Regions from separate parts of the Homo sapiens genome. Here region 1 is linked to region 2. A link is a loop called in an ENCODE intact Hi-C map of the cell type or tissue named here. Cell type or tissue: PC-9. All regions are shown on one strand. Links, peaks and the distances in the headings refer to the core of each region. The heading gives the core; the rest is flanking DNA.

Region 1 (8,326 bases), core at 197-8,196, 50 kb before region 2:
TGTGTCTTAGAAATCACGAAAGCTGGACACGAAAAACTTTTCCTTCTGCTGCCCTAAGCCTAAGGAAATGAGTGGTGAGCTTCTCCAAAGCAAAAACACAACCCAAAAAAGCCCACAGAGGCCATCTGCCATCCTTCCGGCAGTGCTGCTGGGAGTCAGGCCTGCACGCCCGGCTGCATCTGCCTTTCCTCTCCACCTTGCTCCCTGCTCACAGTCTCTCTACCCCAACTGCAGAAAATAAACACAGAAGTCTAAAAGAAATGATAATTCACAGCCTATGATGGATCTATCTAAGCAACTAGCAGAACTAAAAGTCTAAAATATGAGTTCACATTTTCATATGCAAAAACTCCCAAAAAGTATTTTAGGAAACATAATAATCTACAAAAACACAATAGATTCATTAAAATTAGGCGAAATATATCATTCCCAGGACACCTGAGGGAGAAGCCTTCTTTCATTTTCACAAAGGAAACGGGGCTCGAGGGGTCACTTGTCCAAGGTCATAATGCCACATGCTGTAAACATATCTCTATCCTCAGAAATGTAGGTTTGATACCCAAGGGGTTAGAATTCCATAAAAGTATCCCAAAATCTGACTTTCACTTGCAATGGCCATGCGTCCAGCTCTGGCAGTATTGATCTTGGTGAGCACCCCTAGAACAGATGCTGTCCTGAGTGAGATCTGGGTGTCCAAGTACCAGAGGGGGCCTCACCCTACTGAGGTCTGGCTGCCAACCTTGCTCTGCTGGATGGGAACAGCGCATATGCTCACGGAGGAGTTGGCCATTTGGGGATTTCTGCTCTTCCCTCACTAACCCCACAGGAAACCTGAGGCAAGGCTGTGAGAGGTGGTGCGGCTGACAAGGTAGCCTGGCCTCGTCTGGCCTAGCGCAAAGATGGGAACAGGAAGGGTGGAGGAGTCTGCATCCCAACAGGAAGGGATGGAGGGTGGAGAGACGTGGGGGGGATGAGAGAAGAGGAGACACACGAACATGGGGTGCAGCAAACGTGCCCCCCACGGTGACTGGCCAGTCAAGGGGGGAACCAGCGGCCTCTCTCGTTGCCTCAGTGCCCCTTCGCTGCCTCAGACACGCAGCCCCCTGCACAGCAGGCCCCCAAGTGTGCTAAGGACCCACACGGAAGAAGGTCTGCAGACAGGGTCTGAGGCCGTGCGGAGCAGGAGCCCCCACCGGAGCCCCAGCTCACTGCCCACCTGCTGGTCGGAGAGGAAGCAAGGGGTGCAGGCAACACACAGCACTGCAGGCTCAGATTCACAGCAAAAGCCCCCCTCAGCCTGGGAGGCCCAGACTGCCCACAAGGTGCTGGCAGGGGCGCTCCCCTCCCCCATCCCAAAGGCTCTCTCTAAGCCGCTCCACTGGAAAGATTCTTTAATCAGGACACATGAAGCACATTCCATTCCGTGCTGCTTCTCTTTCCAGCTAAGGATTCAAAGCAGGAAGGGACCCCCAGGACGAGAAAGAGTGAGACTGGGGAATGAGTTCAGTCCTAGCACAGTCACCTTCCTATCCCACACCCCTGAGGCTTGCCTAGGCCCCCATCACCTTTCTCATGGATGTCACTGATCCCCTGGGATGGTCCTCACCCCCTATACTAAGTAACCAAGTAACGTCCTTCAAGGCACAGCCCCGGGGGCGAGTCCCCTGCTAACAAAGCCATTGAATGCTCCCTGTGCCTGTTGATAAGTCCCAAGCTCTGGCCTCTGTGTGCCTGGGCAGGGGGATCATGCCAGGCTGTGACTTCCTGCCTTTGCTCCTGCCCCTGCTGGGATGGAAGCTGCTCCCTCAGCCCTCCTGGGCAGAGCCCTTGGAGCCTGCAGGGCCTGTCTCAAACACCACCTCCTCCAGGGCTCCCACCAAGTCCCCTGGAGGATGCACTGTGTCTCCCTGATGGCGCTGCCCTTCGTGCTGCAAGCCATGTGCTTCGATGTCACCATTGCGCCCCACAATGGCCAGGCCCCGCACCTGCCACATAGACCAGTCACTGAATATCTGCAGGGCTGAGCCAGTACTCTTTCTCTTTGCCCAGGTTAAGAGAACGGGCACCACCCACACCCCGACAACCATAGAAAACCCCTATCACAAGCCCAACACCCCACCAAAGTCCCCAGCACACCTGCACCTGCCCAGCAGCACACAGTTGCTGACGTGATTAGAGTCAGCACCACCTGATTTATGACTAAGCAAATGGCCACACTGTGGGGAGGATGGAAGCAGGGGTGGGGCTGCCATTCCTTGCACAGCCAAAGGTCATGGGGGACTCACTCTGACTCCTCACAAACACAGCAAGAAAGGCTGCTTTCACCCAGCCTTGTGGGCATGGGGCGCACAGACACGCACCCTCCTCCAGGCCACAGCTCTGCATTTTGGGTCCCTGAGCCATCCCAGTAGGGTGTCAAATCCCTCTCCTGTTCTTACTCCGCTCAAACTGCTTCCCAGGCCAGCAGGGAGGTGAACCACGCTGACCCAGGTAGTTCTGTTTAGGTCTTGTGCCCCAACAGTGGGCAAGATGATGCCCTCTGTGACCAAAAGTATTTACCCCAAGTTCCCCCAGGCCCTCCCTTCTGTGTCCCATTAGCAACTTTGCCCATCAGGCTCAGCTGCTGGCCAGGCCTGGCCTCCTTGGCATGAGCTGGGGCAGAGCTGCACACGGTACACACTTCACTGCAATAAACACAGCTTTCATCCCCTATTCAGGTCAACCAATAATGCTCAGCTAGAGACACTGACCAAATTCACAGAGGGATTATGCCTACAAATCCACGGATAAGTCAGCGGTTTAGAAAAAGAACATCTCCCCAGAGAACCAGTGCTCCATGGGCAAGGTAAGGATCCTGAGTGAGCCAAAAAAAGCTCTGCCGTGCACTCTGGACTTGAAGCACAGAGCCCTGAACACTGTACCCAAAGAATGAAAGAGGGTGCTAGTCAGGTTGAGCCCTTCTTGGAAGGCCCAGACCACATCTCCTTCCCCTAGTCGGTCAGTGATATCCCTGCCCTGCCCCCTGGGGGGTTTGAGGAGACCCTCCTCCCTTCAGCCCAGCTTGGTGGTTGTGGGCAGACTAGCAAGGGCTGGGATCTGGGAACCATCAGAGCTTGCCAGCCCCAAAGCCTTTAGTCCACATAGCTTCTTTCCATCAGCAGACCTGCAGCCTACCCTCCCAGGGTGTGGCCTATCCTGGCAACCAGAACACCTGCACATGGCTCACCGCCCTCCAAGGCTCCCCTATCCCCGTGCCGCGTTAGGGCAACCCTGAGGTCCCGAAGGATTCTGACTCATCAGAATGCAGTCCCTGACTTCAGCTCACACCCACCTCCCACCGCAGGGAGGGCCAGGCCTTACTCAGCCTGTCTCTGACAGAGCAAGAGACAGCTGGCCGTGAACTTAGGACAGTCCTGCCAGAGCAGGCTCCACTTCCTGAGCAGTGCCCTGGGGTAAAGCAAGAGGCTGCACTGCGAAGAGGGGAGAGGAGCAGGAAAGGAGAGGAAAAGACAAGCTTGCAGGAGGAGGTAGGAAGGTAGATAAGGATGTTTCTCTTCCTTCCTGTGCCAGCTCCACGTCCATTTAAGCTGGTGGCTGGAAATGCAGAAGTGAACAAGCCAAAGCCCTGGCATCAAGGAGGAAGCACCGTGGGAAAAAGACATAGAAACAAAAAGGACAAACTGGAATAAAGGCCACACTGGAAGGATGAAAACAAGGTGGGAATTCAGAGAACAATGAAGGGCTCCACAGAGTCGGGAGGGCAGGACAAGCTGGGCCTGGAGGATGAGCTGTTGTGTGCCAGGCGGGTTGAGGGAAGACACACAAGAAGGTAGACAGCGGGCCCTTGGGAGTGAGGCCAGGGAAGGCAGGAGACAGGGCTCAGAGGCATGGCTGGAGATGGAAGTGGGGCAGAGAGCAAGGGCAAGCCTAAATGCTGGGTGCAGCCTGGTGTGTAAAAAGGGAGGAGAGCTGCAGTGTGGCTCACCCTGAGGAGGGTGTGGAAGTAGAAAGATGGCACTGGGTGTGGGGCACAAAGTGAGTCCAAGAGCAGTGCCCTGGAGGCAGGGAAGCCAACGGGGAGCCTGGTGGGACACTCTGGTCTGAACGTAAGGAATAGGGGCACAGAGGGGTGCTGGGGAGCGAGCATGACTTGCCAAGGGGGCAGGGGAAGGAGAGTGAGGCTGAGTTTCCAGCTTGGACAACTGGGTAGGGGAAGGTGGCGGTGGTGCCATTCACCAAGAGAGGAAATGACTGGGAGGAACACTGAGGGGTGGGGACCAACGGCCACTAGGACATTCCCGTGCCTCCATTCTGTCCTTGCCAACAGCCCTAGGCAAACGGCGCAGCTCAATGCCTTCTGCGCTCAATGCCTTCTGGGGGCTTTGGCATCCCCCATTAGTACCCCAATCTCACCTGCATCCAAACGTTGTCTGTAGCAAAGTAGTGATTCCCACACAGAAGAAAATGGTCCCAATGAGCTGGCTGGTGGCCCACTGGTCGTACCCCACACACATGGCATCGGCCAACAGGAAGGGCACTGCGATCGTGCCGCTGAAGCATGTCAGGTAGTGCTGTGGGCAGGAAAAGGGTCAGAGGAGAAACAGTAAACCCTTCCTCATTTATTCTTGATTTCATCCTAATTCTTCTCTCTTATTGTCGTTAAAAAATAGCCCACATAAAGAATCTCCTTGGTTTTTCGACCAAGCCATACTTTTTTCCTTCTTTTTCAGTATTTCTCCTTTGTTGTTAAGACAGTTTCACTCCCATTGCCCTCGACGGAGTGCAATGGTGCGATCTTGGCTCACTGTGACCTCCACCTCCCAGGCTCAAGCAATTCTCCTGCTTCAACCTCCCAAATAGCTGGGATTACAGGGGCGCACCACCACGCCCAGCTTATTTTTGTATTTTTTGTAGCGATGGGTTTTCACCGTGTTGGCAAAGCTGGTGTCAAACACCTGGGCTCAAGCGATCCGCCTGCCTCTCCCTCTCCAAAGTGCTGGGATTACAGGCGTGAGCCACCACGCCCAGCTGCATTTCTCCTTTTCATTACATTTTATTGTCTTACTATTCACTGTCATTATTACTTATTACTTGGATGAATCCATGCCTCACAAAGGAAACAGTCAATATCAGCACTGGTGATATTTTACTTATGTAATTCTTATTAGAAATATTTGGGTTTCTTCCCCAAAATGCTTTTCTGGCATAAATTGCTAAAACCATAAGGCCTTTCTCCTCTAATCTGTTATCATGAATTGTGATGTGCTGAACTATTCTTGCATGCTTGAAACAAACCCTAGTTAGTCATACTGTATTTTTCTTCTGGGATTTGATTTGCTAATATTTTATACAGAATTTTGCATCTACATTTCTAGGTTAATTAGTCTATTTCTTTAAAAAAGTTCTTTCATGTCTGGGGATTAAAGTTACATAAGCTTCATAAGTTACATACGCATGGAGTGTTTTCTGTCTTTTTCTGTGAGCTGGCATTGTTTTCGAAAACAAAGAATTCGTCTGTTCCAGTCAGGGCAGGGTTAAGGGCGTACAGTAGCCATGGGAATCTTCCAGAAAGAACCCCATCCCACTTTCCTTTGGGAGTCCCCCCAACCCCCCGCCACACCTGTAGCCCTGGTAGGATAGTCCCAGCACTCACGACTCACTTCCCTCCCTTCCCCTGTTGACCAGTTCTTATTTCTGTTCTGCAAACTTCCTACTTTTCTTCCAGCAGCTTCCCATTCCTGCCCACGTTAGCCAAACATGCCACATGCAGCCCATGAAGCCCGACTGTAAAGGAGTTTCCTGGGGTGAAATACTCCTGTTCAGGATGTCTCAGGGCTGCTCACAACTTTATGTACTCTGAATCGTCAGGAAGGGCATGATGCAGGCAGGGTTTCCCACTCCTATCTGACCAGGGAAGACTGCTGGGAACATTTATAAGATAAACATTCCAAAAAGTGTCCTTCCTGAATCTGGTTCAGAATGCTCAGCCCAAGGTAGACTAGTTGCCGAGGCCACTCAGCTCCTTTTGCTCTGACTCCTCCCCTACTCAACAGACACCTGCCAGTCGGGGTTACCATGGGCTGTGATACCTGAAACGGGGTGAGGGAAGGGCGGGGCAACTGGAAACTCAACCAAAGTACCCAGCTGTTGGCAGCCCCACCCCAGGGTGAATCAACCTCTCTGGACAATGAGATGGATTTTCTCGGCACCTGAGATACCTTAGGTTGAACTGACCACACAAACTTGAGAAGGGAAAAATGCTAAGTCCGACCTCAGAACAGAGTCCAAGTTAAAACCAAAGCATATTCAGTCCAGGAGTGTGCATTTAAGAAAAGACCCTCCCCACGTTGTCCCCTTTCTCCAAAACGTCCCGCGTTCATCCTATGAAAGGGAAAAGGGTGCTGAAGACAGAGGAGGGAAGTATCAAAGACGCCGGAGGCCTCCATCAGCTATGTCACCACCCACCTTGTCCCTGAGCCCGGCTGCCCTCCCCTCCCACTGGAAGCTGCAGCAGACAAAGCTGCTGCTACCATGGCAAGTTTCCCTTCCTTTAAAAAATAAGACTGAAAACCTACCATTTAGGTCCTGGCCAACATGGCACTTTTCCGGGTAGCTCCTGTTTCATGGCAGAGGTTACCATGATTGTGGGTGGGTTAACTAGGCCAGGAATGGGAGATGAAAATTAATTTCTCTTTTCTCTATTCTTCAACTTTTCTCCTTTCTCTATTCTTCCTTCTTTCTATAACTCTATTTCCTTTCCCTTCCTTTATGTCACTGCTCTTGCTTGTGCCCTGAACATCTTCTTTCTTTTCCCTGGTAATCCATTCTACCTGTTCTTTTCTTCCTCCTGCTGTGATGTCAACAATTCCCATTCATCATTTGTTTTTTGAGACAGGGTCTCACTATGTCAACCAGGCTGAAGTGGAGTGGTGTGATCACAGCTCACTGCAACCTCAACCTCAAGCGATCCTCCTGCCTCAGCCTCTTGAGTAGCTGGGACTGTGGGCACACACCACCACACATGGCTAATTTTTGTATTTTTTGTAGAGATGGACTTTTGCCATGTTACCCAGGCTGGTCTTGAGCTCCTAGGCTCCAGTGATCTGCCCACCTCAGCCTCCAAAACTGCTAGGATTACAGGCATCAGCCACTGTGCTCAGCCCCTACTCATCACTCTTAAAAGAGGAATTTATAAAAGTCTTCAATAAACAAAAACCAAAGTGGAATTTTTAAACAATTCCAGATGGTAGACAATGCAAACACCTGCTGGTAGTTACACATCCTACAGGAACCATCTTACCTGTAGCCCCAGAAATATACACAGGTACCAGGGAGGAACATCTTCTATGGTATAAATCATGTCTGATCGCTGGGGGTCCAGACTGCCAGTGCTATCCAGGGTCTCAGCGAGAGAGCTCTGCGAGCCAGAAGGAGAAAAGAAGGTGCTCATTAAACGTGAAGACCAGTGTTAGCTCGGCCATGTACAGGCCACTATTACAGAAAAACAACTTTATCAAGTGGTTGCCATCTTCCTGCAGTTTTGAGCCTTGGCTATCTTTGAAGCCAAGTATTCTCTTTGGCTCAAGTACAGTCGCCCACCGGGATGGTCAATCCTCAGAATTTGGGGGGTCAGCGTCCTTGGGCAACATCTCATCCCTGAGAACACCAAACTTGCTCAGAGCTTCTCCCCAGGCCTGGGGATCCTCCTGCATGGACAGAGATGTTCCCAGGTTGAGACCACAAAATGATACCTTGGCACGAGCAGTCCTTGCGTGAGACCCCAGATGAAAAAAATCTTAGAAAATTTTAACCACTTTCAAAGAGACAGCACACTGATCTGCCCCTCCCAGCCCACTTCATCCCTGCAAGTAAAAAGGATCTTTGTACTTTAAAATTCTACACCCTCCTATCCAAACACTATTGCTCAGATAACGTTAGGTGAAAAGAGTAATTCTAAAGTATATAAACACGGTGATTTGAATTCTGTTTAAAAAACAAAACATTAAAAATGTATTCATAGTTTAGGTGACAGGTTTTTTCTTCTTTTTCTCCTAACACTAGTAAAAAAAATATTTTAAAACATTAAGTGTGGCATGGTTTTTTAAGCAAAAATCATCATAAAGACCAGTCACTTTAGGTTAGAGTCCAGCCTCTTCCAATCACCCCCAGCATCAGTTCTGAACTCATGCAGTATCTGAGCCAAACAGAAAACTCAAGGTAGCCCCGAGTTCCCCAGGAGAACCTCAAAACTGCTCTGGTTTCAAACACCACACAAATAATCTTTCCTTGGAATTTCTACAATCATTTCTTGGAATCCAAGATATGT
Region 2 (8,326 bases), core at 244-8,243:
TTACCTAATACACAGAGTCCGACTTCAGGGAGTTTGCAATTCTGATGCTGATCCTAGCTATAATTATTCCATTTAAAGCTCCAAGCAGCAACGAATGAACTTGTAAGCAGTGGTGATTATTTGATCTTGTGATGACAAGTATGCTCACAGCATGTGACTGAATTTAAAAAAAAAATAACAATCATCCTGCAGTCTTCTCCAAAACACTGCAGGAACTCTTGATCTTGTTTGTTTGTTTGTTTGTTTGTTTGTCTTTTTTGAGACACAGTCTGGCTCTGGCACCCAGGTTGGAGTACAGTCAAGCAATCGCAGCTCACTGCAACCTCCCACCTCAGCCTCCTGAGTAGCTGTGACCACAGGCATGCGCCACTATGCCCAGCAAATGTTTGTATTTTTTGTAGAGACAGGGTCTACTTGTTGCCCAGGCTGGTCTCGAACTCCTGAGCTCAAGCAATCCTCCCGCCTCAGCCTCTCAAAGTGCTGGGATCACAGGCATGAGCCACCATGCCTAGCCAGCGCTCATTTTTCAAACCGCAAGTCAGTACCTACTAGTAGGTCATGAAATTAAATTAGTGGATCTTGACCAGAATTTTTAAAACAATGGCATTTGACAGAACAAAAAACTTCAGAGCATATCTCAAAAGACAGGGGTAACCGAGAGTGTCAAGGTAAAATGCTTCATGCTGTGGGTCAGGGGAAAAGAGTCTGCAAGTCACTGATGGAAAAACTCTGCACACTGACATGAAAGGCATGTTCCAAGTGCCCGACTTAAATCAGATTATTTACTGACCTTAAACTAACATGCCCATAGAAATATTGTGCCAAAGTGAGAAAGCGGTATAAGATGATGGCACTGATGACAAAATATCATCATATTCCCCTGCCACAATGATGGAGGGGGTACCCAGAATTGCAGCACCAGGGTGGCCTTATAATTAATTACAATAATCTACCAGAGCCCTAAACCAAACTACCCCCAATGACTGCAATGGAAGGAATCTCCTTTGCACCCTAATGTGCCATCTCAGCCTTCTGTCACTGTCTCAGTTTGTGGACTTAATTCTTTTAAGAGTTGGAAATGTTTTAAAGGAAGCCAGATAAAACCTGGATTTCTGAGAGGGAACATAGGTACCACTGCCAAGTTCCATCTCAGAAACCAGTTTCCATCTGTAGCGAGCCCCAGGAGTAATGATCCCTTAGAGGCCACTCCCAGGGCCCCAAGAGGGGTCCTGACAGTAGCAACCCTGCTCTGACTGTAGAAAAAAAGGGTCCCTGGGCAAACACTGTACTAGTTAGAAATAATCTAAAAATGGGTTCTCAGGTCCTCACCAGTGGGCCAGAGAGGATGCGATGCCACTGGATAAACGTGGGAAATTTTCCTGAAACATCCATGGGGTGAGTTGGGTGGGGAGGATCATTCCTAACTGACAGCAAATAGTTTATGGCACATAAAGTAAAATGCACAACTGACAGAATGAAACAAGATGTTGAAGAATGGGCTCTGCCTACAGAAGATCCCTTCAGTCCAGCCCAAAGACTTAGTCCCAGAAGCTCTGGTACAGACAAGCTCTAGTCCCAAATGCAACACTAAATCCTAAAAAAGCTCCTGAGTCCAGCCTGAGACACGTCATTTTGCTGCCATCGAATTATGCATGAGCCATGAAAGGTGATGGTCATGGTATCTAGGTGACAAGACGATAACTCATTTGCCTGCTTGTTCAGAAGAGCGATGGAGTCTGAGAAAGTAAAATGTCAGAGTGGTGTATGCTTTGTTTGTTTGGGGGTTTAAGATACAAAGTCATCCGCAGTCTTTCTTTTTCTAACCTAATGCTATAGCAAACAGATGCTACAGCGCCTACTGTACCTGGTATCTTTCAGCAGAAGTTTTCTTTCCAAAACTTTATTTAAATAAAATTATAACAAGACCATCTTAAGCCTCGTCATCCTGGCCATTTCTCCTCAGTGCCAGGTGCTGCCCACACTGCCCACGCTGACCTCCAGAGTTCCCAGGTCTGGGCTCAAGAGACCTCCTCCTCCAGGGAGCACTCCTGGGTCAGCTGTCCGTCTTCTGTGTTTCCATGGTTCCCAGCTTCCTGTCCGCTCCCCACCAGAATGAGATGGCAGCAGGGACACAGTGTCCAATGCATAAAAGGCATTCAAATACTTGGGGAAATCCCTGACTCGTTCAGGGAAATCTTGTGGCTGGGACGTGAAAGGGGAAAGGGAGGGGCAGTATAGCAAAAAGTGCAGCCTGCATGACAAAATTAAAATCTGAATGTACATTTTAGCAAACTAAAGCAGAACAAAGATGAGTTTTATTGCATTTATTTCTACTACGTGATTTAACACATCACTTTTTGCACACATGGTGCTTTTTATTTCAACACTATTTAAAATGTATTAATCATCAGTCATCACAGGAGCCACTGAAAAGCTAATTTTATATGGAATTTTAACAACAAGATAAAAACATGTGCATAATGAACTATCAAGTCCCAGGCACAAACATGGTTTCACTTAGCCCTTATAAAAATTCTGGGAGGGGTTGTTATTCTCTCCATTTCACAGATGAGAAACTGGAGCACAGAGAGGTTGATTTATCTCTGCAAAAAAGCTCAGGGCCAATGTTGTGGGTCCAACAATCATTCTGGAAGACAAACGTTGTTCGTGTTACCTTCCAAGCTAAGAGAACGAGACTCTGAAGAAAAGGCCAAAAGACCAGAATAGGCCTGAGAAGGTCATATCTAAAAGTCATTCTGAAGGAAGCTGAGGAAAATTTGTGAGTTACTTTCAGGGAATAGAAAGAATGCTTTCTTCTCTTCCAGGTCTCCAGATGCCTTTTGTCATTTGATGCTCCCCCTGGCTCACCCAATACAAAAATCTTGGGAGCCTGGATAACTTCCAGGAGATGGCTGTGCCCTGCTGATTCAGTCCCACTGTGTCTGGGATGCCTGCTCCATCCTCTTTCCAGCACAGTCCCTGAAGAGGAAGCCTCAGTAGGGCACTTGGTCACCTCCAGCTACTGTTGCCAGAGCTGCCCCTGCTGGGAGAAGGCAGGCTCAGGTGCTGGGAGAAGCATCTCAAGTAACTCAACGGACTCACCAGCCCTCTCTGTGATCTGCTCTTCAGACCATGTCATTCTCCAAGGACCAAAGCCAAATTTCCTTCTTTCACCTGCAGAGAAAGATCCAGCTCCACTTTGCCTCTATTTCCTAACTACCCAATTACGCCTGCTTGGTTTTGCTGGACTTTGGCCCATTTATTCAGTCCTCTCAACACCAACCACTTTCCCGGTCTCATCTGGAAGACATTCCATTTGCAAATCTCTTGTGCAGTACTGTTTCTCCCCACCACACCATACCCCCTGCTCCCCACTAGTCCAGTATACCAAGAGTTCCTCTTCCCTGCAGACTCTCCCAAGATAAGGAAAAGGGAGCTCTGAGGGATTCACCTGCTCTAATAGATTACCTAAGGGCTGAAGAGTGGGTTTGCCTAAACTGCACTGCAATTATCTGGGGCTGGGACACTAATTCTTCCCCAGGTTAACACCACATACGTGGTGATCAAAATTATTGCAAAGCTTTTCCCTGATCTTCAATAAATGGGAGGCTTTAAATATTCCATGCCTGTATGTTATACACTCTTTTTCCTGCACAGGAGTGTGTTCTTCCTAAGCAATTCATTAAAAATTATATTCATTAAATACAGAGACTGCAATCACTTAGAATTGTATGCTACAGATGTCTTGCTTTTTTCTGGTATCTGAACCTGACATTTTTTAATAACCCAAAGACCTTAAAAGAATTAAAAATATATCTGCACTCAGCTATAAGACACTCTAGCTCTCCATGAAGTTTGTTTCACTTATATTCCTTTTTGGTTGTTTACTTACTTTTCATCAGACTTCTGAAACTCTGCATAGAAGGAAAACATAGGCTGGGCACGGTGGCTCACACATGTAACCCCTGCACTTTGGGAGGCCAAGACGGATGGATTACCTGAGGTCAGGAGTTTGAGACCAGCCTGCTCAACATGGTGAAACCCCATCTCTACTAAAAATAGAAAAAAAGTAGCCAGGCGTGGTGGCAGGCACCTGTAATCCCAGCTATTTGGGAGTCTGAGGCGGGAGAGTTGCTTGAACCTGGGAGGCGGAGATTGCAGTGAGCCGAGATCGCACCATTGCACTCCAGCCTGGGTGACAGAGCGAGACTCCATCTCAAAAAAAAAAAAAAAAAAGGAAAACATAAAAGAACACACAGCAGAGCTTTGGCAATCCTGGCACTAGATTGGACTCTGAAAATAAGTAATTTACTTACATCGTTTTTACTTTATTTACTCTGGAAAGTAAATAAGCACCTGAAAAACACAGAAATTTTACTCGCTGCAGATGAAGTTTTTATTGCTATTCTCTCTCACATACCTAAGGGCGGTGCCTTCTAAGAAGTGCATAAATGTTAATGTTCAGTTTTTGATATTTAAATTATGTCTGACAGCACTAAGAAACCCTTTGGAGATTTTCTAGTAATGCAGCTGTGCAAAACTGAGAACTTCTCACCCACCTACACAGGCACAGTCACACACACACAGGCGCGCACACACACAGAAACAGACATATATGTAGAAAATCAGAAACATCACCAGAGATACAAACACTCAGATACTCACATGGAAACAGATACACGCAGACCCAAATGCACACAGACACAAACAGATAGTAATCAATCTGTATATCCTCACAACTCATTCCCCAAAGCAGAACCGCCAAATGGCCTTACCTTCAAAGTGAAACTCCACCCTTCCACAGAAATGTCCTCTAATCAGTGCGTCACCCACCACTTCTGTGCCGGTGTCTGTGCAACCCTGCGATTGTCCTGGTACTCAGCATGAGACGCTCTCAGGTGCTGAAGGAATTTCAGCTTTTATAACCCACACAGGCTGGCCAAAATTGTATAACCGCACCACCTCATTAGAAATGCTATTTGTGTTACACAACAGCCACCACCCGGTTACAAACAGTTACTGCATGCCTCTATTATGGTTTCCTTAACATCAATCTGTAGCAGGTTTCTCCATGGCAGGCTGGATAGTCTATTGTAGAAACCAAGCAGCTGCTGAGAATACGTCTCAAACCTGCACTAAGAAGGAAAATTAAAACCTATCTTTGTAAACCCTTCAGTTCAGATGAATAAGTCCACCCATGCTGCTTCCAGCTCAGTGAAAAGGGAGATTAATTTTACTACCTGGTAAGTTTCCATTTCCCCAATCAGGGCCCAAAGACAATTGTTTTCAAAGCTCAAAAAATTTCAGATCTCAAGGTAGGAGTTCATCATTAAAAGGTAGGCAAAGCCAACAAGTAACTGTCACATTGGAGAGCTGACTGCTGGGGTCCAGTTCAACGTGGCATCCAGCAGGCAGGTCTCCACTGATTCCTACTGAACAGTGGAAGTACCCATGAAGACACAAAAGTGATGCATGCACACTGACAGTCTGACATCAGGACTAGGAAAGAAGTCACACCTGTGGCCAGACTTTGCCCTTCCCAGTCCTGACTCCAAGCCAGGGCCTACCAGGAACCTGGGCAGTGGGCACCCTCTGCCCTGTGGAATATGCAAATACCTGCCTCCATCTCCCTAACACCAGACTGCCCTTCCCAAATCCAGAAAGGGAACTCGAGGCTCAGATGACAAACAGCCAGGCAGAAGAGGCATCGACCATCAGCAAGGGACATCTTAGAAGATGGGAGTCCCTGAGATAAAGACAGAAAAAGAACCAGGACAATTCCTGGAGAAAAGCAGCTGTAAGTATTCCTCATTCACAGAAACTTTGAGGAGCTCAGCAGTGGGATAAGAGGATGACACCACCTGACCAGAAGTGACACCTTAGCAGAAACTGGGGAGAAGGTTGGGAGCCAGGTGCTTCAACTGCTCAGGGCAGGAGACCCACCACCACAAGCGCCCAGAACACAGGTCCGCACATGACACATCCAACCCATCAGGTCAACACGCCTAGGGGAGCCAAGAACGGTATTCAGGACATGCTGTGAAGACTCTAACATCAGAGAAGATTTGTTGCAGGAGCCAAAAGAAAATTTAAAACAAAAACAAAAACCCACAGTTGGAATAAAGGAAGAAAAACATTTTTTAAGTTGGTATTTTTTTAAAAGAGGAAACAAGATTGACAATTATATGGAGAAAATGGATCAAAAACAAGACGCTGAGGTGGGGAAGAACAGTAGGGAAATGAAGAACCAGCACTAACTCAGAAGTAAGCCAGAGAAATGGCATCACAAAAGACTGAAACGGAGGTGGGTGACAGACCTGAGAAACTCTGAGAGACAAGGAAAACTACAGAAAGGCTAAGGCTATTCCGAGACAGAGCTGGGCAGGAAAAAGCAAAGAACAAGGCCAAGCTGTGACTCATCAGTGCCTCTCAAGCAGACTTAGAAACAAAAGGGGCAATGAAGCCAGCTATGCTGTATGATTCCATTTACACAAAACATCCAGAGTAGGCAAATCCAGAGGCAGAAAGTTCATCGATGATTGCCTGGGGCTGGGGTGGGGATGGGAGTGACTATTCATGGGTTTTAGGATTCTCTGCAGGATGAAAAAAAGTGCTAAAATTGTATTGTGGTGATGGCTGTACAGCTTTGTGAATAACAGTATACTAAAAACCACTAAATTGTATATTTTAAGATGATGACTATCATGATGTGTAATACACCTCAATAAAACTTTTTCAAAAAGAACAAATGAGGTCGGGTGTGGTGGCTCACACCTGTAATCCTAGCACTTTGGGAGGCTGAGGCAGACGATCACCTAAGGTCAGGAGTTTGAGACCAGCCTGGCCAACACAGTGAAATCCCATCTCTACTAAACATACAAAAATTAGCTGGGTGTGATGGCACGTGCCTGTAATCCCAGCTACTTGTGAGGCTGAGGGCAGGAGAATCGCTTGAACCTGGGAGGCAGAGGTTGCAGTGAGCGAAGATTGCACCACCACACTCCAGCCTGGGCGACAGAGCAAGACTCTGACTCAAAAAAAAAAAAAAAAAAAAAAAAAGAACAAATGGAGCAGACTTCAATAACCTAATATAAAAGATGTAGACTAAAAAACTATTCTGAGATTAAGAAAAATCTGAGTAAAGGGACTAAAAGGGCATTCTAGGTTCATGCAAAATCATATACTTGGACACATCCTAGCAAAATAATTTAACCACAGGATGAAAGAATCGTAGACACATCCAGGGAGGAGAAAATGTTTGGTTTGCTTAAGTGTTAGCTTGAATTAAGCTTAGCACCTGGGTTGTCCACAGCAGTATTAAATGTCAGAAGACAATAACACAAACACAAACTGAGGGAAAGGTCTTAACAAGGAATTTTATACCCAGATAAGGTGCCCTTCATGTGTGAAAGCCAAACAAGATAGTTTTAGATGTGCATGAGCTCAAAAGAAAAGGAGGGAAAGAAAGCCTGAAGCTATATTCCAACCAGGTTGGAATATAGAAGTGGAATTCACAGAGGCCACTAACTAGTATACAAGACTGCTAAGCATGGATGCTAAAACCATCAAGATAGGGACAAAGCTAAATAATGAGTGTAAACCTGGTTATAAAACGCAATGCATAAGCCACATTGCTCTCTAAACATATGCTATATAAGAAATGTAATTAAATAGGCCAGGCGCAGTGGCTCACACCTGTAATCGCAGCACTTTGGGAGGCCAAGGCAGGTGGATCACGAGGTCAGGAGTTCAAGACCAGCCTGATCAACATGGTGAAACTCCATCTCTACTAAAAATACAAAAATTAGCCAGGCGTGGTGGCATGTACCTGTAATCCCAGCTACTCAGGAGGCTGAGGCAGGAGAATTGCTTGAACCCGGGAGGCGAAGGTTGCAGGGAGCCGAAATTGTGCCACTGCACTCCAACCTGGGTGATAGAACGAGACTCAAAAAAAAAGGCCTGGCGCGGTGACTCATGCCTGTAATCCCAGCACTTTGGGAGGCCGAGGCAGGCGGATCACAAGGTCAAGAAATCCAGACCACCCTGTCCAACATGGTGAAACCCCGTCTCTACTAAAAACACAAAAATTAGCTAGGCGTGGTGATGCGTGCCTGTATTCCCAGCTACTTAGGAGGCTGAGGCAGTACAATCACTTGAACCCGGGAGATGGAGACTGCAGTCAGCCAAGATAGCGCCACTGCACTCCAGCCTGGCAACACAGCAAGACTCCATCACAAAAATAATAATAATAAAATTAAATTAAATAAAAAAAGAAATGTAATTAAATAAAGCAGACAGAAAAGATTACATTAATAAAGACTGAAAA

Evidence for each region. Peaks named below come from ENCODE experiments on the same cell type or tissue, not always from the same donor. Only the 100,000 strongest peaks of a DNase experiment are listed, where the experiment ranks them.
Region 1: a loop joins it to region 2, with 4 times the contacts of the local background. A loop is called at or near these places in 5 of 110 quality-filtered maps.

What each region holds. Positions count from the first base shown.
Region 1 is chr20:4,895,142-4,903,467 of GRCh38, forward strand. SLC23A2 (solute carrier family 23 member 2) reads right to left here. Exons shown (of 17, transcript NM_005116.6): 5 at 7,301-7,417; 6 at 4,414-4,571. Among named protein-coding and RNA genes, the nearest start is that of RASSF2, 76 kb to the left of the region's middle. RefSeq lists an enhancer at 1,628-2,149. In PC-9, for the core only: no CTCF peak of the experiment used is centred there; DNase peaks (open chromatin) are centred at 2,210 and 3,310; H3K27ac peaks cover 3,866 bases.
Region 2 is chr20:4,945,070-4,953,395 of GRCh38, forward strand. All of the region lies in intron 2 of SLC23A2 (solute carrier family 23 member 2), which reads right to left. Among named protein-coding and RNA genes, the nearest start is that of SLC23A2, 52 kb to the right of the region's middle. RefSeq lists a silencer at 4,483-4,532. In PC-9, for the core only: a CTCF peak has its summit at 4,993; a DNase peak (open chromatin) is centred at 6,472; H3K27ac peaks cover 1,169 bases.